Linked DNA regions of Homo sapiens: region 2 is linked to region 1. The links are chromatin loops, found by intact Hi-C in ENCODE. Cell type or tissue: prostate gland. All regions are shown on one strand. Links, peaks and the distances in the headings refer to the core of each region. The heading gives the core; the rest is flanking DNA. Region 1 overlaps RAP1GAP2 (RAP1 GTPase activating protein 2). Region 2 overlaps METTL16 (methyltransferase 16, RNA N6-adenosine).

Evidence for each region. A loop is a pair of places that touch in the nucleus more often than their neighbours do. Peaks named below come from ENCODE experiments on the same cell type or tissue, not always from the same donor. Only the 100,000 strongest peaks of a DNase experiment are listed, where the experiment ranks them.
Region 2: it touches region 1 in a loop (5-fold over the local background); 3 of 110 quality-filtered maps call a loop at or near these places.

Annotation. Positions count from the first base shown.
Region 1 is chr17:3,005,383-3,021,300 of GRCh38, forward strand. RAP1GAP2 (RAP1 GTPase activating protein 2) reads left to right here. Exons shown (of 25, transcript NM_015085.5): 15 at 1-58; 16 at 573-659; 17 at 2,629-2,763; 18 at 12,679-12,816; 19 at 15,095-15,213. Among named protein-coding and RNA genes, the nearest start is that of RAP1GAP2-AS1, 47 kb to the left of the region's middle. RefSeq lists an enhancer at 5,397-5,898. In prostate gland, for the core only: a CTCF peak has its summit at 7,774 (motif pointing left); a DNase peak (open chromatin) is centred at 7,759.
Region 2 is chr17:2,420,420-2,427,117 of GRCh38, forward strand. It overlaps METTL16 (methyltransferase 16, RNA N6-adenosine), which reads right to left. Exons shown (of 10, transcript NM_024086.4): 9 at 312-485; 10 at 1-177. Among named protein-coding and RNA genes, the nearest start is that of MNT, 23 kb to the left of the region's middle. In prostate gland, for the core only: a CTCF peak has its summit at 1,578; no DNase peak of the experiment used is centred there.

The DNA.
Region 1 (15,918 bases), core at 6,212-8,711:
GCGGGAAGATGTGCCCACCTTTGGTCCACCTCTGCCCAGTCCCCCCGTTTTCCAGAAGGTAGGACACTCTTCCTTCTGCCCCTCTCGCATCCACGATGCCAGGTCTCAGTGCTTGAGTAGCAATGGTTGGGATGGAGCCAAATTCAGGCTGGGAACATTAGGGAGCTCCTTTTGCAGGTTTTGGGGGGAACCTCCTTTCTTGGGGTCTCTCCCCACCTCTTTCATGCTGCCAGTCTGGCCCAGCATAGGACCACTTGTCAGGGTGTTTGACACTGGGGTTGCTTTTCTGCTGAAAGACGGGCTTTTATGTTGAGCCCCGGTCAAGGAGCCTTGGGCAGGAATGAGCTCCAGTCGTGGAAGTGCCACTGTGGCTTCCCAGGACCAGGGAAGCGGGTTTCCTTGTTGGGATATTTGCAAGTGGGCTTGGCCTGGGCTAGAAATGATCCGCTGTCGGAAGGGACTTTTCAGGGGTTCTCCCCATGGCCCCGGCTCTGCCTGCCTGTCACTGTGGCTGAAGACCTTCTGGCAACAGCCGAGAGTGACAGACCTGAGGTCCGTCTTGTCTCTTCCAGGGCCCGGAATTCAGGGAGTTTCTGCTCACCAAGCTCACCAATGCCGAGAACGCCTGCTGCAAGTCGGACAAGTTTGCAAAGCTGGAGGTGAGAGTGTGGTTTCTGAAGGTCTCCCTCCTGACTGCTGGGCCACCTGTTAGCCAGCCTCATCCAGGGCTCCTCCATCTTTTTTTTTTTTTTTTTTTTTTTTGAGACAGAGTCTTGCTCTGTTACCCAGGCTGGAGTGCAGTGGCATGATCTTGGGACTCACCACAACCTCTGCCTCCCGGGCTCAAGTGATTCTCCTGCCTCAGCCTCCCTAGTAACTGGGATTACAGGTGTGCGCCACCACGCCCAGCTAATTTTTGTATTTTTAGTAGAGACAGGGTTTCCTCCATGTTGGCCAGGCTGATCTTGAACTCCTGACCTCAGGTGATCCGCCTGGCCCAGCCTCCCAAAGTGCCGGGATTACAGGCGTGAGCCACTGCGCCTGGCCAATCAGTCCTTTTTTTTTTTTCAAGACAGAATCTCACTCTGTCACCCAGGCTGGAGTGCAGTGGCCCGATCTTGGCTCACTGCAAGCTCTGCCTCCCGGGTTCACACCATACTCCTGCCTCAGCCTCCCGAGTAGCTGGGACTACAGGCGCCCGCCACCACGCCCAGCTAATTTTTTGTATTTTTAGTAGAGATGGGGTTTTGCCATGTTAGCCAGGATGGTCTTGATCTCCTGACCTCGTGATCCGCCTGCCTCGGCCTCCCAAAATGCTGAGATTACAGGCGTGAGCCACTGCGCCTGGCCCAATCAGTCATTTTTAAAGCACCTACTATGTGTCAGGCCCTATTCTGTTCCCTGGGATATGGGGATAAGTGAGACAGTTTCTATCCCTGGAGAGTACACAGGGTAGTCGGGGGGTGGGGCAGGGGGTCATTACTAAATAGATAGTTATAGTACAGTGTGCCAGCACTAGGCTGGGATGGAGGTCAGCACAGCTCAGATAGTGACTGTTTCTGCCTGTAGGGGACAGAGGGTGTGTTCAGGGAAGGCTTCCTGGAGGAGGTGGCTCATGCACAGCTGAATCTTGATATCAGATGAACCTTCTGCCAGGAGGAAAGAGTGGGGAAGGGAGGGCTGATCTGGCATGGTAGACAGCATGAGCAAAGGTCAGGAAGAACCAGAGCCTGACGTCAGGAGGGAGCTCCTGAGGGTTTGCTGTGGCTGAAGGACCCACGGGGGCTGGAATGGTGGAGACTCAGCCGGAGATGTTGGTTGGATCAGATCCAGAAGGGCTTTGAGCTCGGGACGGTGGGCTGCTGGTAAAGCGCTTAGGCAGGAGAGTGAGGGGCTCGATGTGTATGCCAGAGGGATTGCTCTGACAGTGGTGTCATTGAGAACGATGGTGACAAGGACAGGTTGCAGGGCAAGAGGTGCAGGAAGGCGGCCAGTTAGAAGCTATTTACAGGAATGCAGGAGAGATGACAAAGGCTTATACTGTATGGAAGGAAATGGTTTAGGGTCAAGGTTGGGAAGACTTGGTGGACTCCTGGCTGTAAGTGTTGTGGGACGTGGGATTGATTGTAGGGTGACTCTTGGGCCTTTGGCCTGGGCTCTTTGATGACATGGTGGCCAAGTTGTGCCTGCGAAGGCCGGGTTGCTGAAAGGGCCAGTCCTCATCTGTGTGAATAGCGGCCCCTGGCATCCATGTGCATGGCTCTGGACGAACATCTGGATGGAGAGGAGCAGTGGGGAGTTGGGTGCGTGGATGTGGAGCTGGGGCAGAGGGCCGGGCTGGGATTCACTCTTCCTTCTGCTCCTCTACCACCAGGGTGGAGCTGTGGCAGTGGTGGGACGACCCAGGGAGAAGGGCAGGGGGAGTAGAGCAGGAGGCCGAGCACGCAGCCTTCATCTTAGCTGCAGCATTTGTGAGCACGAAGCTCAGCTCAGCAGTAGGTCCACACCGTTGCTGGGCCGGGCTGGGCAGAATGTCAGCCTCCAGGCCAGGTGTCTGGAGCTCACAAGGAGCAGGCACATCTCTGCTCTCAGAGCCAGCTTCTCCATCCCCACCCTCTTCCCTTCTAGGACCGGACCAGGGCTGCCCTCCTGGACAACCTTCACGATGAGCTCCACGCCCACACACAGGCCATGCTGGGACTGGGCCCAGAGGAGGACAAGTTTGAGAATGGAGGCCACGGGGGGTTCCTGGAGTCTTTTAAGGTATGAGCGTCAGAGTGACTGATGGTTGCTGTGGGGTTGGGATTGGGGAAGAAAGGAAGTGGTCCAAGGTCCATGGGATACTGATCCCAGAGCCCAAGGGCCAGCTGGAGGGGTGACAGGAAACGTATGGGTATCCTAGGTGTTTGCAAAGGGCAGGGCCGTTAGGAAGTGTGTGAGGCTGGAGCAGCCAGCAGTTTTCTCAGCAGCCTCCCCATCCTTCCTCTATCTGGGTCATCTCCTCCGGGCCCAGAAGTCTGTTAAGCAGGGACAGGTAAAGAGGTAGCAGTAGGAGAGGAGCTGGAGCAAGCCAGGAACATCGGCGCTTTCACCTGCCTCCTCCTGGGTTGGGGAGCCCAGGGCAGAATGGCAGGAGCGAGGACCACAGCCCTTACGGGTCTTCGTAGCTGCTGTGGGTGCCACAGTGATTCTTCCTAGCCAGCCGGCCGAGCATTGGAAGACCTGGCTGGGCAGGGGCCATGGAACTATAGGCAAGTCCCTTTGGACTTTGCCAAGGGAAAAAAACTAACTAGAAGGAGCTGCTAAAGGAAGCAGTGAGCTCCCTGTCCCTGGAAGTATTCAAGTGGAGCTCGGACGGCCCCCGAGCTGGCGTGTGGTAGAGGTTTTTCATCTTATGCTTGCTGAGTGCTTGTTGGTCCACGCAGCACGTAGACCCAGCATCTGGCTCGAGCCTGGCTGTCAGCCTGTGCAGGTGGCGGAACGGGTCTTGTTATATTCACGAACACACGTGGGGACAGGATGAGAGACGCCACAGGCCTGCTCAGGTCCTTACACCGAGGCAGAGTTAGAGCCTCATTTCAAACGCAGGTCTTCTGATTCTTAGGTCCGTGTGCTGCTGGATTGCCTGTTAGAAGGTGATTTGGAAACTCCCATCTGGGGGCATTATGTGTGGGACTTTATGGGGAATTATGTGTAGGGCTACACCCACCTCTATTAAAACCGCAGCTCTGTGGGATCCTGGGCAGTCTTTCAAGCCTCTTAAGGTGCAGCTTTCTTGTCAACAACATAAGGATAGGAAGCAGGACCCCTGTCAGAGCCATTGTGCGAGTTCATTGATACCATGCCTGGAAAAGTCCAGATTGCCTGGAATATAGTAAATGCTCAAAAATGTCAGCTGTTATTACAGTTGTATAAAGTGAAAGCTTCACACACATTATCCCACCTGGAGATTCACAACTGCCCTCAGTGCCCTGTGAGGAAGGCTATTATTTGGGGTGTAATAATTTTGGTATAATAGTTCATACTCAGTTTTAATAATGATAGGCATAGTATTATATGGGAGGAAACCAAGCCTCAAAGAGACAGAATCATTTGTGGGAGCAGGTGGAGTTGAATCCAGGTCCGCCGGATTCCAAATCCGACACCACCTCCCACTTCCTGACTTTGTTAAGATTCCACCCGCACTAGCCTGGGCCCGGGCAGGCCTGGGGTCAGTCCCCCACTGCCCGGCTGGACCGCAGAGAGCAGGGCACAGCTCTTCCTACCCTAGTTGGGGCCAGCTGCCAAGATGCCTCTTGGGGTTGGGAAAAGGAGCTGAGCTGCTTGTCCAGGCTGGTGGGTGATTCCTGGGGCACCTGTTTCAGTGCTGATGGACAGTGGGAGCCCGGGTGAAATAGGAGAAATTGGGAGATCAAGACGGAAGAGGGATGCAGAAGAAGAGGAACGGGAGGAGAGAGGGCGCCAGGTCAGACAACCCAGCGAGAGAATGGAGAGTGTGAGATGCGGTAAACAGGAAAACGGGCTTGGGTCTGGGGAAGGCAGGAAGGGGGGCACCACATTAAGCCTTCCACAGGCTCTAGACTTCCTTCCAGAGGCTCCACCACACTCCATAGCCCACGTATCAAAACATTCTGCATCCCTCAGTAAATGTAATTTATGCAGAACTATAAGAGGTGAGGCCAGGTGCCGTGCCTCACGCCTGTAATCCCAGCACTTTGGGAGGCCGAGGCAGGCGGATCACGAGGTCAGGAGATCGAGACCATCCTGGCCAACATGGTGAAACCTCGTCTCCACTAAAAATACAAAAATTAGCCGGGCGTGGTGACGTGAGCCTGTAATCCCAGCTACTCAGGAGGCTGAGGCAGGAGAATCACGTGAACCCGGGAGGCGGAGGTTGCAGTGAGCCGAGATCACGCCACTGCACTCCAGCCTGGAGACAGGGCGAGACTGTCTCAAAAAAAAAAAAAAAAAAAAAAAAGAAAAGTTGAGCTGCAGTTGGGGAGCCAACATAATGTTGTATTTTGTAGACATTTAATGAAGCACTTGTTTTGAGTTTTGCAGGTTTCTTGTAGTATTTTGGAGTTAATTGGTTTTTCAGGTTTCAAGTATTTCTATATCCTGGAGATGCTTGTAGGCTGTGGACACTCTGCCCATGGTGCCCAATGGAGGAGGTGGTCCAGCAGCTAAATACAGGTGGCAGGTATAAAGAGAGTGGCCTGAGGCCGCTCTGTCCAGTCCCCCGCCTCTGGCAGGAGTCGCAGTTGATCTGTGCTTGACTCGAGGGGGTCTGACGTATTCCTAGAGGGGCTTACAAGAGAGGAAACACTTTAAGACTTTATCACGACTCATCTTTGATCCAGTGATCCAGGGAATTCTTTTCAATACTAAAACCCTGCAACTGTAGGTTGAAGACAGGCCTGCTTCCAGATTCTGCTCTCACACCTACCTGAGGTAGCACCGTGGGGCGTGGGAGAGACTGTGACAGTCACACAGAGTAAGCTTCAGGGCCCTGACGGTTGTGACCAGATTTTTTTTAAATTTTTTTATTTTTTAATTTTTTTTGAGGCAGGGTCTTGCTTTGTCACCCAGGCTGGAGTGCAGTGGTGCAATCTTGGCTCACTGCAACCTCTGCCTCCCGGGTTCAAGTGATTATCCTACCTCAGCCTCCTGAGTAGCTAGAATTATAGGTGCCCGCCACCACGCCCGGCTAACTTTTTGTATTTTTAGTAGAGACGAGGTTTCACCATGTTGGCCAGGCTGGTCTCGAACTCCTGACCTCAGGTGATCCGCCCACCTCAGCCTCACAAAGTGCTGGGATTACAGGTGTGAGCCACCGCGCCCGGCCATTTGTGACCAGCTTTTTTCCCTCCCACCTGGGGAGCACGAGCTCCTGTTCCCTGTCCCTTTCGTCATTGCCCTCACATCTCCCAAGCATGGAGGCCTGAGCTGGGGACAGGCCAGGCTCAGCCGAATGGAGCCCTGGGGCCTGGGGTGGATTCTGGTGTTTAGGCCATGCCTGTGGCCAGGCCTGTGTGTCTGGCCCAGCTCAGGAAACCATCCCTAGTTTTGGTATTTTTTTTTCCTGGGCACCTTGGGCGGTGCTGCTGTGTCAACAGGACGTTGCTTAGGGAGTTCACCCACACCTTCCTGGGATCGCTCTTGAAACAAGTGATACCTGAAATGTTCCAGGAAGAAAAGTTACAGGCCTTTATCTCTTCCTGTCAAAGTTTTTTTTTTTTTTTTTTTTTGAGATGGAGTTTTGCTCTTGTTGCCCAGGCTCAGGCTGGAGTGCAGTGGTGCGACCTCGGCTCACTGCAACCTCTGCCTCCCGGGCTCAAGCGATTCTCCTGCCTCAGCCTCCCGAGTAGCTGGGATTACAGGTGCCCGCCACCACACATGGCTAAATTTTTTGTATTTTTAGTAGGGACACCATCTTGGTCAGGCTGATCTTGAACTCCTGACATCAGGTGATCCGCCCATCTTGGCCTCCCAAAGTGCTGGGATTACAGGCGTGAGGCACTGCGCCCGGCCTCCTTCCTGTCAAAGTTCTCATTTCCCAGGCTGATGGGAGCATAACTGAGAATCCCCAGGGCTGAAAGCCATCTCAGCCATCCATCCTTGCCCCTGGTGAGGCTGCTGCTCCCCCACGTCAGCACTGACCCTTGATCTTTCTCCTGAGCAGCAGGCCTGCCATTGCCCTGTGTTGTGCCGCCTGGCACCTCACCCCGCTTGGAGCAGTTCCTTACAGCTCACTTCTGTCCTCCCAGCTGTAATGGAAGCGTTTCTCCCATGAGACACAGAACAGTTGGCTTTTGGACATCTAGACCTACTTTTCAAGCTGAACTGCTTGGAGATAGTCTCAGGAATCTGCTGGTTCTACAAACACTTCTAAAGTTTGCATTTTCACTTAGATCTAAAAAAAAAAACCTTCCAATTATAAAGACTGAACGTTTGGCTGGGCGCGGTGGCTCACGTCTGTAATCCCAGCACTTTGGGAGGCCGAGGCAGGTGGATCACCTGAGGTCAGGAGTTCGAGACCAGCCTGGCCAACGTGGTGAAACCCTGTCTCTACTAAAAATACAAAAATCAGATGGGCGTGGTGGTGCACACCTGTAATCCCAGCTACTTGGGAGGCTGGGGCAGGAGAATTGCTCAAACCTGGGAGGTGGAGGTTGCAGTGAGCTGAGATTGCGCCACTGCACAGCAGATCCAGACTGTGTCTCAAAAAAAAAAAAAAAAAAAAAAAAAACAAACCTAAAGTTTGCAGTGATCACTCCAAATTAAGAGATGTTCCTATAGGGTAAATAGGTAAGGCCTGAAGTCAGCACTGCATACGCAGCCCATGGGGCCACTGGGGTTGGGGGTCTGTGAGCAGATTCTCGGGAGTCTTGCGAGAACAGCTTTCACGATGAAAGAGCTGTACGTTATGTTTGAACGATGCTGATCTCTAGACCATTTTCCAGTGCCATTCTCAGTTACTGCCAGCTGTTGATGAGGTTGTTATTGGTCCGTAATGCAATGAAAAGTGATGATACTTGCTGTACCGACGTCAGATGGACGTAGAGCACGTGCAGGCCACATTTTGAGAAATGCTGAGCTCACCCAGCCCTCCACTGACCTCATCGCACAGAGGTGGAGCAGAGGACCGGGGAGGAGAAGGCTGCCGGGCTGGCTGTGATGGACCCGGGACCGTGGCAAGCTGGGAGTTGCCAGGTTCATTTCTCCCAGCCTTTGAGGGACTGTGATAGTTCATGCCTTGGTCTGACCTGACCCCTAGTGGCAGGAGGGGCCACAGCTATCCCTGGCAGTCTTTGTGGCCCCGCAGTACCTGCAGGGAGGTACCTGTAAGCCGGTCCCCCTAGCAGTGCCAGTGATGGCAGGTGGAGCACAGCAGGGCCCCGCCAAGAATCCTTGGTCTTTGGCGTCTTTGCCCCCTCCTTTTCCTCCTGATGGGGAGTTGTGATGTCAGGATGGCCCCGCTGTTTTGGGGGTCCACGAGAGAGCTCAGGCCTTGTGCTTGGCCCTGCTCCACTCCTGGGTCGGAGTCATGGTCTCTTGGAGCAGAGTTGGCATCTGTCTTGCATTTGCCCCGCTAGAGGGACAGAAGACCCGGTGCTGACTCCTCACACTTACCCAGCCTGCCGCCTCCTCACACTTACCTTGCTGACTCCGGCGGCTGCACCAGGACTAATTGAGGAGCCAGTGTCCTCCCTGACACCAGCCTCTGAGTTTTTCTTTTCTTTTCTTTTCTTTTTTTTTTTTTTTTTTTTTGGTGGGAGCCTTGAAAATTCGTGGTTTCTAATCATCCTTCAGTCATCCACCAGTTGAATTGTATTTTCAACCTGGACCAGTTTTTAATATACAGGGACCCTTTTATCTGGAGCCCAGGGTTCTGGGTTTGGATCCTGGCTCTATCTCTTACCTGCTATGTGGGCTTGGGCAATAATTTACCCTTCAGAACTTTTTCTGTCCAATGCCTGTCCTCTCTGCATCTCAGAATTGTAGAGATTCAATAGATCTTGTATGTGAAGCTCATGAGACCAGATACTGTTACACAGGAGTTACTATTTCCCACATGGAATCCTTTCTGGGAAAGAGACAGGGAGGAATACAATCACGTGTCACTCAACGACGGGAAATACGTCCTGAGAAATGACGGGAATACGTCCTACGACACACGTCGGCTATAGAGCCCGTGGCTGCCAGCACAGACCTGGATGGTCTAGCCTAGGACACACGTCGGCTATAGAGCGTGTGGCTGCCAGCACAGACCTGGATGGTCTAGCCTAGGACACACGTTGGCTATAGGGCGCGTGGCTGCCAGCACAGACCTGGATGGTCGAGCCTAGGACACACGTCGGCTATAGAGCCTGTGGCTGCCAGGTTACAAAGCTGTGCAGCAGGTTCCTTTACTGAATATTGTAGGTAATTGTAACACAAAGACAGGCATTTGTATACTAAACATCTAAATATGGAAAAGGTACAGTAAAAATATAGTATTAGAATCTTAATAGGACCAGTGTCATCTATGCAGTCTGTTGACTGCAGTGTCATTGTGTGGTGCTGGACTGGATTGCAGAATATAAATGATTAGTTTGGAATGTCATGATTGATGATGGTGTTGTCAACGCACAAGGGCACCAAGAGAATGTAAAGATGCTGATTTTTTTTTTTTTTTTTTTTTTTTGAGACAGTCTCGTTCTGTCACCCAGGCTGGAGTGCAGTGGTGCGATCTCGGCTCACTGCAACCCCAGCCTCCTGGATTCAAGCAATTCTTCTGCCTCAGCCTGCCGAGTAGCTGGGATTATAGGCACACACCACCATGCCTGGCTAATTTTTGTATTTTTTACAAAAATTAGAGATGGGGTTTCACCATGTTGGCCAGGTTGGTCTCGAACTCCTGACCTCAGGTGATCCACGTGCCTCCACTTCCCAAAGTGTTGGGATTACAGGCGTGAGCCATCGCCCCTGGCCGAGATGCTGAGATTTATGGAGCACTTAACTCATTCATGGAACCTGGCTGCGGCCAGGCTTGGTGGCTCACTTTGGGAGGCCAAAGCAGGAGGCTTACTGGAGCCCAGGAGTTTGAGACCAGCCTGGGCAACACAGGAAGAACCTGTCTCTATTTATTTATTTATTTTAAAAAAGGAAGCTCGCCGCTCCTCCAGGGACACCTCAGTGTGCCACCACCCCTGTCCTGCCCTCAGTTGTTCAAAGGGTACATGGCTTTATGATGCTTGCGTGACGGGGTAAATAGAACGCGCTGACTGTTTTAACCATGCGGTAGGAAAACTGTTGCTAGGTGACCCTGTTCTATGGTATAGAGAGGGAGTGAGAGATGTCCCTCCAGGGGCATCTTTGACTCAGATAAGAGATGCCCGATCAAATCAGGGGTATGAAGCTGGTGGGCTACACACCTCACTGTCAGTAGCTCATCTAGGGGGCTGTCCGGTTTACAAATGGCCCTCCTGAGTCTGCATCCCTTGTCAGGATAGAAAAGCAGGCAGGATGGGGTTCTTTGCCCTTCCCAAGCTTGGAGAAATCCTGACGTCCAGAGAGCCCAGGGAGACCTGTTGTTTGGGTCAGGAGCAGCAGCCCTGCCATTTTCTTGGGACCACTTTGCTGTAGACCCAGCTCTTCCTAAGATGACTCAAGGCTGGGCGTGGTGGCTCACGCTTGTAATCCCAGCACTTTGGGAGGCTGAGGCAGGTGGATCACGAGGTCAGGAGTTCAAGACCAGCCTGGCCAACACAGTGAACCGCCATCTCTACTAAAAATACAAAAATTAGCCAGGCATGGTTGCGGGCGCCTGTAGTCCCAGCTACTCGGGAGGCTGAGGCAGGAGAATCTCTTGAACCTGGGAAGCGGAGGATGCTGTGAGCTGAGATCGTGCCACACGCTGTACTCCAGCCTGGGTGACAGAGCTAGACTCTGTCTCAGAAAAAAAAAAAGATGGCTCAAAAGAGGAAGGGAGGTTGTCCACATGAGACCATCTGTAGGTTACACATGGGGTGTGTGAGCCAACACAGTTGTACAGGTGTGCACAGGTGTGAATCCAGAGGGGAAGGGGAGCGGGGCCCACACCTTAGTCCTTCTGCATCAGCTTTCTGAAGCTGGAGTTCTGAGAGCAGCCTCCCTCGACTAGCTCACACTACGATAAGGAAAATTCATGAGCTGGTGTCCAAGGAGGGCTGGGTGACTCGTGGCTCAGTCAGCATCAAGATTCCTTTCGTCTTTCCCCTCTGCCCTCCCTGGCTTGTCAGCTTTGTCCCTCAGGCTTGGCCCCTCGTGGCCCTAAGATCATTGTCATGGTTTTGTCTGCTGACAAAACACTGCTGACATGTTAAATCTTTTTTGGGAATCATTGAGAAAACCTTTCCCCAGCGCACCCAGTGGATATGCCCTCCTCTGCCACTGGCAAGAGGATAGGCTAACTGACTGCCTTAGGCAGATCATGACTTAATCCTGCGTCCCATGGAGGAGGAGGACACGTTTGGCTAGAACCTGGCTCTGCCAGTGGGGAGCTCAGGGAGCAGAGGTGTTGATACTTGTATGTGAACAACAGATAATATTCGTGTCCAGGAGTCTTTGCCCTTGCAGAAGCCTGGACAACTGATTAATCCAGAAGGAGCACCCCACAGGCTCTGGGTCTTTCAGCATCGCCCAATGTGAGGAATATGTCTTGGGCATTCCTCAGAGGCAGAGGCCATGTCCTACACATCTCGACTTTCCTGCTGCGGGTCTCCCAGTTCCTGGCACAGTGCTAGGCACGTGAGCAGCCTGCAGCAGGTGCTTGTTATTAACCGTAAGAGTAGCCACACTTATCAGATCATTACGATGTGCTGGGCTGTCTCCTCAGAGCCCTGTGTGTATTCTCACAACTACTCTGTGGTGTAGACACCAACATCTCTTTCACTCTAAGTCTCAGAGAAGCTGGGTCACCTGCCCGGGGTTACTCAGCTAATGCGTGCTGGAGTAGAGGGCCCAGAAGCCCAGATACAAATCCTGGCAGTGAAACCCTAAAGCCTCCATGCTTTTGACTGCTGAGTTGCATTCCTGCCCGGCCAGATCCAGTGACTGATGGAATGATCAAAGGGTTACTGGAGAGAACCTTCTCTTCCTAGAATTCTCACACCATCTTTGAAGGCCTTTGGAGCCAGAGAGAGCATCATCCAGGGGGCAGCCAGAGTCCCCTGGGACTTCTTTTGTCAGGAAATCCCCCCCTGAGGTGGAGCCGAGCTCTGCTTCAACACAGCACTCTGAGGGGTGGTTGTGCCTTCCCGGGTCCATCCCTCCCGTGGCTGAGTAATCTTGGTTTTTAGCTGTTCTCACTCTCACATGTACTTTGACAAAGCCTTGACCTCCCTGGTGGTCCTCTCCTGGGTACTTCACCATTTGCCAGTGTGCCCCTTGCTCCTGGGTGGCCTGAGCAGCTCCGTGCCCCCCGAGACCCTGCACTTCTGCCAGGCTGAGGGTGCATCTCTTTCAGCACCTCCATCAGACCAGGGGCCGTAACAAAGGCGGATCTGAAGCCCCTGCAAGTGGGAGGGGCGGCTCAGTGCATGGATTGATGCACAGATGAGTAAGAGACCCTCACACACTTGCACCCATGGCCAGCATATTCCAAGTTGCCCAGAGCACACTTTGGGATACAATCCAGTGTTTATTACAGATGGAGGCTCAGTTTTCTGGAAAAGAGTCAACTTGTGGTCAGACACCTGAGTGTGTTGAATCCCCACCACGATGCTGGGTGTGAAACATAGAATTCCCATTTTACAGATGAGGAAGCTGTAGCTTAGAGAGGTTAGTAACTAGGTCAGTGTCGCACAGGCTTGGCGAGCTCCAAGCCTCATTTTCCTTACCTGTAAGATGAAGATAATAACCTTTGTCCACCGTGCAGGGGAGCTGGGGCGCTGACCCCTCAGATTCCCTCCAGCCGGGGCTGTGCCTTGCCTCCACCCATGCCCAGAGTGTGGGGCAGAATATGGAAACATCCTCTGTAAGCTGGAGTAACTAGTATGGGCCTCTGTGACCGTGTGTGTGTGTGTGTGTGTGTGTGTGTGTGTATGTGTGCACGCATACGTGTGCTGAGGGCTGTGTCTACAGACCCCACGAGGAGGGCAGAGTCATCCGGAGAGCCCGGGTGCTGATTCTCAGGCCCTTGTTCTCTCCCCGTAGAGGGCCATCCGCGTACGCAGCCACTCCATGGAGACCATGGTGGGCGGCCAGAAGAAGTCGCACAGTGGGGGCATCCCTGGCAGCCTCAGCGGGGGCATCTCCCACAACAGCATGGAGGTCACCAAGACCACCTTCTCGGTGAGTGCTGGCAGGCCCCGGGGCGGCAAGTGGGTCCCAGGGAGGCCCCCCCCAGACCTATGGAGGAAGAGTGCCCCCACCCAGGCTTGGGCAGGTGACTTGATCAGGGCAAGCTGGATGATGGTGGGAAACTGAGGCTGCTTGGGGGTGACCCTGACCCCTGACCTCTGAAAACGGTCCTTTGGAGCCTCCATCCTAGACAGCACCCGGGGTTGACCCAGATGGTGCTAGAAGCCCTCCTGTCCTGTTCTCTTGAGTTTCCTTGACAGCTAGACCTCCTCCTCGGGGCCAGCCCTGCAGTGTGGTCCTGGGGTGTGTTTTGCTGCTCAGGGGCTCGGGACCCATGACTGTGAGAGGGGTGTCCTTGCTTTGTTATTATTAATGGCAGCAGTAGCCACCCCAGCTTACTGTGTACCAGGCACTGAGCTGAGTAACCTGTAGACACAATCTCACCTGCTTCCCATAGCAGCTGCCCGAGATGGGTGCTGATGTGTTCTCCTGTTCCCATTTGAGGAAAAGGAGGCCCGCTGGGGCTCAGTAACTTGCTAGAGGCCACTCAGCTAAGCTTAAGAGCTGGGATTTGAGGCCGGGCGTGGTGGCTCATGCCTGGAATCCCAGCACTTTGGGAGGCTGAGGCAGGTGGACCACAAGGTCAGGAGTTCAAGACCAGCCTGGCCAACTTGGTGAAACCCCGTCTCTACTAAAAATACAAAAATTAACTGGGCGTGGTGGCGGGTGCCTGTAATCCCAGCTACTCAGGAGGCTGAGGCAGAGAATTGCTTGAACCTGGGAGGTGGAACTTGCAGTGAGCCGAGATCATGCCACTGCACTCCAGCCTGGGTGACAGCGAGACTGTCTCAAAAAAACAAAACAAAACAAAACACAAAATCAACTGAATTTGAATGCGATTCTGCTGGATCCAAAGTCTGTGCTGTTCATCACCATGTGTACAGTTCCCAAGGGAAGGGTCCTGCAGGCCTGTGAGTTTGGGCCTGATTGACTCGTACCAGGGGCTGGGAAGGGGAGGGAATCATGTAGTTGGGCCTTTCATAAAGCAAAGTGGGCCGGGCATGGTGGCTGAGGAGGGTGGATCCCTTGAGTCCAGGAATTCGAGACCAGCTTGGGGAACAAAGTGAGACCCCATCTCTACAAAAAAATGCAAAAATTAGCTGAGCATGGTGGCACGCACCAGTAGTCTTAGCTACTTGGGAGACTGAGGTGGGAGGATCACCTGTGCCTGGGGAGGTTGAGGCTCTAGCGAGCCGTAATTGGGCCACTGCACTCCAGCCTGGATGTCAGAGTGAGACCCTGTCTCCAAATCTAAGTAACTAAAGCAAAGTGGCTTTGGATTTGTATAGACTAGGATTTTCCTTTCTTTTCCTTCAAAATAGCAGAACATACTCACCATGGAACTAATTATGAGTATTATAAATGGCCTCGCATAATTAATTTAATTGACTAAATATTTTCCTAGCTATTATCTTGCTTCCCCCTGAAGGTGCATGGCGTGAGCAGAGCAGGGCCTCATCTCCATCCTGTGGATGAGGAGACTCAGGTCGGGTCTCATTGCTCTCCTGAGGTGCCATAACATGTGCATGGCAGGAGCTGGGGCCTGAGTTGGAGGCTTGGTGGCCTCTAGAGGTTGGTTCCAGGCTCCCATCTGCCCTCCTCAAACCCCCACCACTCATTGTCCACTGTGAGGCCAGGCAGCTTTCCAAAGCAGAAGGCGTCTTGGCTGCCGCCAACCGCCCATTGGTGCCTGTGGCCCTGGCTCTGCGGCTCTCAGCCTGTCTTGTTATTGGAACGCCTGCGCGGCTCCATTTGTTTGCGAGGAATGAAGGAGAGTCAGGAGTCCTCACCCTGCCAGTGATTTGCTGGAAGACCTTTGGTCTTCAGCTTCCTTGCCGGTAAAGTGAGAGGTTGAACCAGGTCCCTCCAGGGCCTCCCTGGCTCTGTGCCTCTCAGCCTGTGTCCCCCGGAATTGTTCTGACCTTCTCAATTTGGTGGGCCTGGCCCTGTGTTCCTCCAACAGTTGTGGTCTTTGGTGGATCATGACCTGGGACCACAAGGTTTGGCTTAACACAGGGAAGGAGGCTGTGACTGGCCTGAGTCTCCAGGTCTCAGCTTCAGTTACATAGATCTCAACCTTCCTAGCTGTCTTGCTATTTTCTGGGGTCTCTTCCAGACCAGGAGCCATTTGTAGACCAGGGAGGAGGATGAGGGGATAGGAGATCGGTGTTTGGGCCGGGAGCACTCATTTTGGCAATTTCATCGACAGCCTCCAGTGGTGGCGGCAACGGTGAAGAACCAGTCACGGAGTCCCATCAAGCGACGCTCGGGGCTCTTCCCCCGCCTGCACACGGGCTCAGAAGGCCAGGGCGACAGCCGGGCACGATGGTAACTGTTGGGAAACCCCTACCCCAGCCTGACTTGCGGGGTCTGTCAACCCCCTCCACTGCTACAGCTGTTCAGTGCCCTACCTTGCAGGGAGGAGCTTTGCTCAGCTTTAGGAGATGGCTCTGCCTTCAGGCACCTGTGTGTCCCCTGTCACTCACTCAGCTCTTTATCCAAAGAGGCGGACTTGGCCAGTCTCTGCCTGGGACCTTCCAGAGTTACTCTTGCCGCATTTTGACCCAGGCTAGAAACATTGCTTGGATTCTTGTTTCTTTGCCTCCTTTTTCAACGCTCACTCAAATGGCCTGTCTTATGGGAGCCTTCCCTGATTCTGCCAGGCAGAGTTAGTTGCACCTTCCTCTGGGCTTCTAAAAGGTTCTATGCTTTTTTCTTTTTAAGCAACTCATATATTACATTACATTGAACCTGTTCTTGGTAATTGTCTTTCTGATTCTTTTAAAAAAATGAACACACAGTACTTGTGCATATTTTTGGGGTACGTGTGATATTTTGATAAAATGCATAATGATCAAATCAAGGTAAGAGAAATATCCATCACCTCAAACATTGATCTTTTGAGTTAGGAACATTCAAATTCTTTTCTAGCTATTTTGAGCTATGTAATACATTATTATCAACTATAGTCACTGTATTGTACTATTGAACACTAGATCTTATTTCTTCTATCTAACTGTATTTTTGTACCCA
Region 2 (6,698 bases), core at 203-2,702, 590 kb before region 1:
GGGGGTGGGCTTTTTCTCTTCCAAGGCCTGAATGACGTCCTCAGGAGCTCGGGGAACTTCTCTCAGCTGTCTCACACGCTCTCTTTTCTTTCTCCTTAAATGAATCCAGGAGTTTTCTATGGCCGTTAGGAAAAGGCTGACTTCCTCTTTTCCACAGGGAACTCGTTTATGCTGGACCTGTTTGGAGGAAAAACAGAATTTTGTGGGAAATCACGTTTCCCCTCTCTCCAAACTCTCAATAAAAAAAAAAAGAAAAAAGAAAAAAGAGAAGGATCATTATGAGTACTTCGTCAATATGGTTAAGCAGGTACCTTCAAATCAGTGAGAATTTTTTCAATCCATGTCGTGACAACGACTATGCCTTCCGCCGTCTCCGAGCGCAGAGGTGATGCTTTGAGGGATAATTCCTTCATCACGGACGCCAGCACCACGAATGTTATGGGTTTTCTCGGTTTCTCTAATTTTCTTCGCTTACTTGGTGGTGACTGCAAGAAAAAGGAAGCATAGAAAAGAGAAGAAAGTTATCCGAATAATTAAACCTCATGCATTGTAATGAACTCAGAGAAAATTTCCACAACTTCTGCTACCAATCATAGAGCACTGAAAACACAAAGGGTTTTGTGTGTGTTATGTCCAGCACTTAAAACAACCCTGCAAGGTGCAGTCATTCACGCCTATAATCCCAGCACTTTGGGGGGCCATGGCAGGAGCATCACTTGAGCCCAGGAGTTTGAGATCAGCCCCAGCAACATAGTAAGACCTCCATCTCTAAAAAAACGTTTAAAACTAGTCAGCCACAATGGTGTATGCCTGTGGTCCCGGCTACTCTGAAAGCAGAGGAGGGAGGATCATTTGAGCCCAAGACTTCCAGGCTGCAGGGAGCTCTGATTGCGCCACCGCAATCTAGCCCAGGAAACGGGGTGAGACCCTGTCTCTTAAGAAAAAAAAAATTTTTAATTAAAAAAATAAGAACCCCACAAGATAGTTTAGGCATCTCCAGGAAAACGAAGATACAGAAAGGCTATGTCACACAGCTCAAGGTCACACAGTAACTGCAGTTAGGACTGAACGCCGAACCCACGTTCTTTCCAGCCGCACCGCACTGCCTTTGTTCTGGCTATCAGATGTAACTCCTCCAACTGCTAAACGTCCTTCGTGTACCTGTGGTACCCAAAGCAGACCTGCACAATTATTTATTTCATGACAACTCGAGGACCCTGGGGGCACTGTGTTCTTGGCTGGAAAGAACTGCAGGGCAGAAACATCATCAACTTGTAGTTTGAGTTTATATTGGCTGAGGCTTGAGATAAAGCAGCCGGTGAACCACAGCCATGAGATGACATGCGAGGAAGGATCAGGGCCACTAAGATCACGTGGGCAGAGGAGGAGGACTCCTGAATCGTGGCTGATGTCGGGACCAAGCCGGCGGCGAGCTAAGCACTGCCTTTTAGCTGGGGAGGGTGACACCGGCGCTGATGAGAAGACTGGATTTCAAAGCTGGTTCCAAGAAAATCACGACTGGCATCTTCCATTCTATCTCAAGCTGGGAAGGTGAATTATACCCTACCCACTAGAGGGACTCAAGTTCCACTTTAAAAACCAATGGCACCTGCCGGGCGCGGTGGCTCATGCTTGTAATCCTAGCACTCTGGGAGGCCGAAGCAGGCAGATCACTTGAGGTCAGGAGTTCAAGACCATCCTGGCCCACATGGTGAAACCCCGTCTCTACCAAAAATACAAAAATTAGCTGGGCATGGGGGCACGCACCTATAATCCCAGCTACTCGGGAGGCTGAGGCAGAAGAATTGCTTGAACCCAGGAGCCAAAGGTTGCAGTGAGCCAAAGGTTGCAGTGAGCCGAGATTGTGCCACTGCACTCCAGTCTGGGCCTGGGCAACAAGAGTGAAACTCCGTTTTAGAAAAAAAAAAAAACAAAACCAATGCCACCACTGTATTGAAAATTTATTTATTCATTTATTTATTTTTGAGATGGAATCTCACTCTGTCACTGGAGTGCAATGGCGCCATCTCGGCTCACTGCAACCTCCACCTCCGGTTTCAAGCGATTCTCCTGCCTCAGCCTCCCAAGTACCTGGGACTACGTCACCAAGCCCAGCCAATTTTTGTATTTTTAGTAGAGACGGGGTTTCACCATGTTGGCCAGGATGGTCTCGATCTCTTGACCTCGTGATCCACCCACCTCGGCCTCTCAAAGTGCTGGGATTACAAGTGTGAGCCACCGTGTCCAGCCTGAGAATTTCTTTCTTTAAAGTAGAAACTTTAGGCTGGGTGTGGTGGCTTATGCCTGTAATCCCAGCACTTTCGGAGGCCGAGGCGGCCGGATGGATTGAGCTCAGGAGTTTGAGACCAGCCTGGCCAACATGGTGAAACCCCATCTCTAGTAAAAATACAAAAATTAGCCGGGTGTGGTGGCCGCGCCTGTAATTCCAGCTACTCGGGAGGCTGAGGCAGGAGAATCACTTGAACCCAGGAGGTGCAGGTTGCAGTGAGATGAGATTGCGCCACTGCACTCCAGCCTGGAGACAGAAGGAGACTGTGTCTCAAAAACAACAACAACAAAAAGGATAAAAAAGAAAAAACACCAAGTCAGGTTTGAAGATCTTTTTCTGCTAAAAGGAATCTGACGACTGCTACTGATCATTCCAGTCGTACCTGGCCACACTGACAGCGCACACGCACACATGCAGACACCACAGGTTCTGATTACTGGGGGACGTCTTCTAATAAGAACTAACCAGCGGCCTCACACTGCATACATACACAACAACCTAACCAGTTTATTCTATACTAGGAAACTGTTAGGGAAGGATAAAAAACAAAGGGTGTGTGTGTGTGTGTGTGTGTGTGTGTGTGTGTGTGTGTGTTTGAAGAACCTGCTCTTGAGAAATGAATAGTGGACTCTAAGACCTGTCTGAACCTGAACTTGTTCAATTATGTTTCAGACAAGATGAGACAAATTCATATTGACATTAAGACAGTCATATTGTTATTACTCAATCATCCTGCATGAGAAACATAATTTCTAGTCTACTGAGAGCCTAACGCTTTGCAGTAAGGAGCTTACAATAAGCGTATTAAGCTGGGGAAGAAGCGTATTAAGCCGGTGTGTGGGAGGATGATGGGGGTGGAGAATCAGACTCCCCATTCCCCGTCCCAACATCAAAGGCCATGACCATGGAGAGCTCACTGCAACCTGGCCCTCCCTGCCAGCCCGCCCTGTACAGCAAAGGTCACCTACAAGCATGGCTAAAAGGGCAGCACTTCCCATCTCTTCTCACAGAAGGAGTGATCATTTTGCTCACAAATTCTGACCAGTAAAGTCAGGATATTGCTGTTTCTCATTATGCTAAAGCTGACCTGCGACACTCTTTCTCCAAAAGTAAGGACGGGCTTCATCATTTCTAGAGATTAAAATAAGAAAATACATCTTTACCAACCTGACAAGAACTCTATCAGGGATACTTTCAGAGTTCTGAGGAAGTCAGAAATCACAAAATCGACAACTTATTACCCAGTTATCTCAGGACTAAAATGAAAACTTCCCTCTCTCAAATATGGCTCCTTCACCTGCATCCTGACCCAACTTTCCCATATACAATGGTCAGTCAACAAACTTGATATTCCTGAAGATTTTTTAAAAAATTTTCCTTTTATTTTATTTTATTTTATTTTATTATTTTATTTTTTTTTTTGAGACGGAGTCTCGCTCTGTCGCCCAGGCTGGAGTGCAGTGGCGGGATCTCGGCTCACTGCAAGCTCCGCCTCCCGGGTTCACGCCATTCTCCTGCCTCAGCCTCCCAAGTAGCTGGGACTACAGGCGCCCGCCACTACGCCCGGCTAATTTTTTGTATTTTTAGTAGAGACGGGGTTTCACCGTTTTAGCCGGGATGGTCTCGATCTCCTGACCTCGTGATCCGCCCGCCTCGGCCTCCCAAAGTGCTGGGATTACAGGCGTGAGCCACCGCGCCCGGCCTTATTTTTATTTTTTAAATAGAGAAGGGTCTTGCTATATTGATTGCCCAGGCTGGTCTGGAACTCATAGGCTGAAGCTCTCCATCTGCCTCAGCCTCCCAAAGTGTTCGGACTCCAGGCCTGAGCCACTGCGCCAGCTGCATTCGGAAGATTTCTAATGAACTGCTCTAGCACACACATGCACACACATCATCTCAGGACGGTCTTCAATTTGGCTTTGCTCTACTATAGAAACTAGACATTAAGAGACAGACAGGCCAGGCGCAGTGGCTCACGCCTGTAATCCCAGCATTTTGGGAGGCTGAGGTGGGTGGATCACAAGGTCGGGAGATTGAGACCATCCTGGACAATATGGTGAAATCCCATCTCTACTAAAAATACAAAAAATTAGCCAGGCGTGGCGGCACACGCCTGTAGTCCCAGCTACTTGGGAGGCTGAGGTGGGAGAATGGCGTGAACCCGGGAGGCGGACCTTGCAGCGAGCAGAGATCGCGCCACTGCACTCCAGCCTCGGTGACAGAGCGAGACTCCGTCTCAAAAAAAAAAAAAAAGACAGATAATTCATACTCCAGGAGTTCTCAGGCAAGGCTTTTAAATGATGAAAGATTAACTGAAGTATGGCTCACAGCAGTTGTTCAGTCCCCTCTTATTTATCATGAAAAGTCCTCGTGGGCAGGGTCACAGTAAAATATAGGATCAAGTTCTAAGAAATTAATAGTTAAATTCAACACCACAGCTCTCTGGTCGTAGGCAATTTTTACATTTTGCTGCAAACACTAGTACATAGAAGCTGTCAGTTTTTCCCCAATTGAAATGATCTTATTTTGCTAATATCCTTATAATTGCAAAACACAAATATTTTAAATGAAGAGTGCTACACTCAAACTGTCATAATCTAGTTTAGCAGGCAAGGCGTACATAAATAATTCAACATTTTAAAGTCTACCCCAAAACCAATCATTTACAATGATTAATCCAGTTTAATGCAAAGAACTAGGTGAATTTACAGCTGATTTTGGATTTGAAGATGCACTGCTGGAATTACAATGTGAGAGAAGCCTGGTGAGCAGTCGTAGGTCTGCAGAGACCACAGGTTTTATATCTTTTGAATTCCAAGTAGTCAAGGAATGATCATCAATAAGAGAGGAACTGCAAGCGTTAAAAACACATTAGATCACAGAAGCCATCAATCAGGCACAAACAAACAAACAAACAAAAAACCAGTTCTTAAATTTTAAAATATGCTACGTAGCAGGGTGGTCTACAAATTTCTTTTCTTGTCTTTTTTTTTTTGAGACAGGGTCATGCTCTGGCACCCAGGCTGGAGTGCAGTGGCGCAATTACGGCTCAGTGCAGCCTCCACCTCCTAGGCTCAAGTGATCCTCCCACCTCAGTCTTCTGAGTAGCAGGGACTATAGGTGTGTGCCACCATGCCTAGCTAATTTTTGTATTTTTTGTAGAGATGGGGTTCTGCCATGTCGCCCAGACTGGTACAAATTTGAATCTTCACTTTAATTTCTAAATCTCAATGATGCCATCAGCCAAGAAACTTTCACATGTGGTGTAGCTTGACACAGATCAGTGTAGCATGTTATGTCTCCGTTAATTATGGCTAAGGCAAAAAAAAAAAAAAAAAGCCACAGGCTGAATGAAATCATTAAATTCTCTCTAGTATTTGCAGGAAGAGAAGAGCCATTCTACAGAGAAATCTGGTGCGCACGAAGCCACAACCTCTTTGTTTTGGCAAAGCAGCTTCTAGAAAAACCTCAAGTGGAAAGGGGACAGGGCAGAGAGGAGACCCCAGTGCAGTGGCCGTCTGTTTTTTAAAAGAGATAGGGAGTTACAATGTTGCCCAGGCTGGCCTTGAACTCCTGTGCGCAGGTGATTCTCTCACTTCAGCCTCCCAAGTAGCTGCAACTACAGGTGCACATCACCACACCCAGCCCATTTCTTTCATCTTAATCTGACAGGTCGTTGTTTAAAATGTCCTGAAATCACCCCCAGGAGTACGTAAAAACAGTAAAAAGTAAAAATAGCAGCCGGGTGCCATGGCTCACGCCTGTAATCCCAGCACTTTGGGAGGCTGAGGCAGGTAGATCACAAGGTCAGGAGATCAAGACTAGCCTGGCCAACATGGTGAAACCCCATCTCTACTAAAAATATAAAAATTAGTTGGGCATGGTGGCACGTGTCTATAATCCCAGCTACTCGGCAGGCTGAGGCAGGAGAATTGCTCGAACCAGGGAGTCGGAGGTTGCAGTGAGCCGAGATCACGCCACTGGACTCCAACCTGGGTGACAGAGCAAGACTCCGTCTCAAAAAAAAAAAAAAAAAAAAAAAAGTAAAAATAGCAAGGGGAAGAAAACTATTGCAGAATGCTACCTATTTAAGAAGGAATGATTATAAATACATACGTGTATTTCTTTGAATTTGAAAAAATGGGTCAGGCACGGTGGCTCATGCCTGCAATCCCAGCACTTTTGGAGGCCAAGGCAGGCAGATCACTTGAGGTCAGTAGTTCCAGACCAGCCTGGCCAACATGGTGAAACCCCATCTCTACTAAAAATACGAAAAAAAAAAAAAGAGCCGGGCATGGAGGCATACACCTGTAATCCCAGCTGCTCGGAAGACTGAGGCAGGAGAATAATAGCTTGAACCCAGGAGGCAGGGCCTGCAGTGAGCCGACATCGTGCCACAGCACTCCAG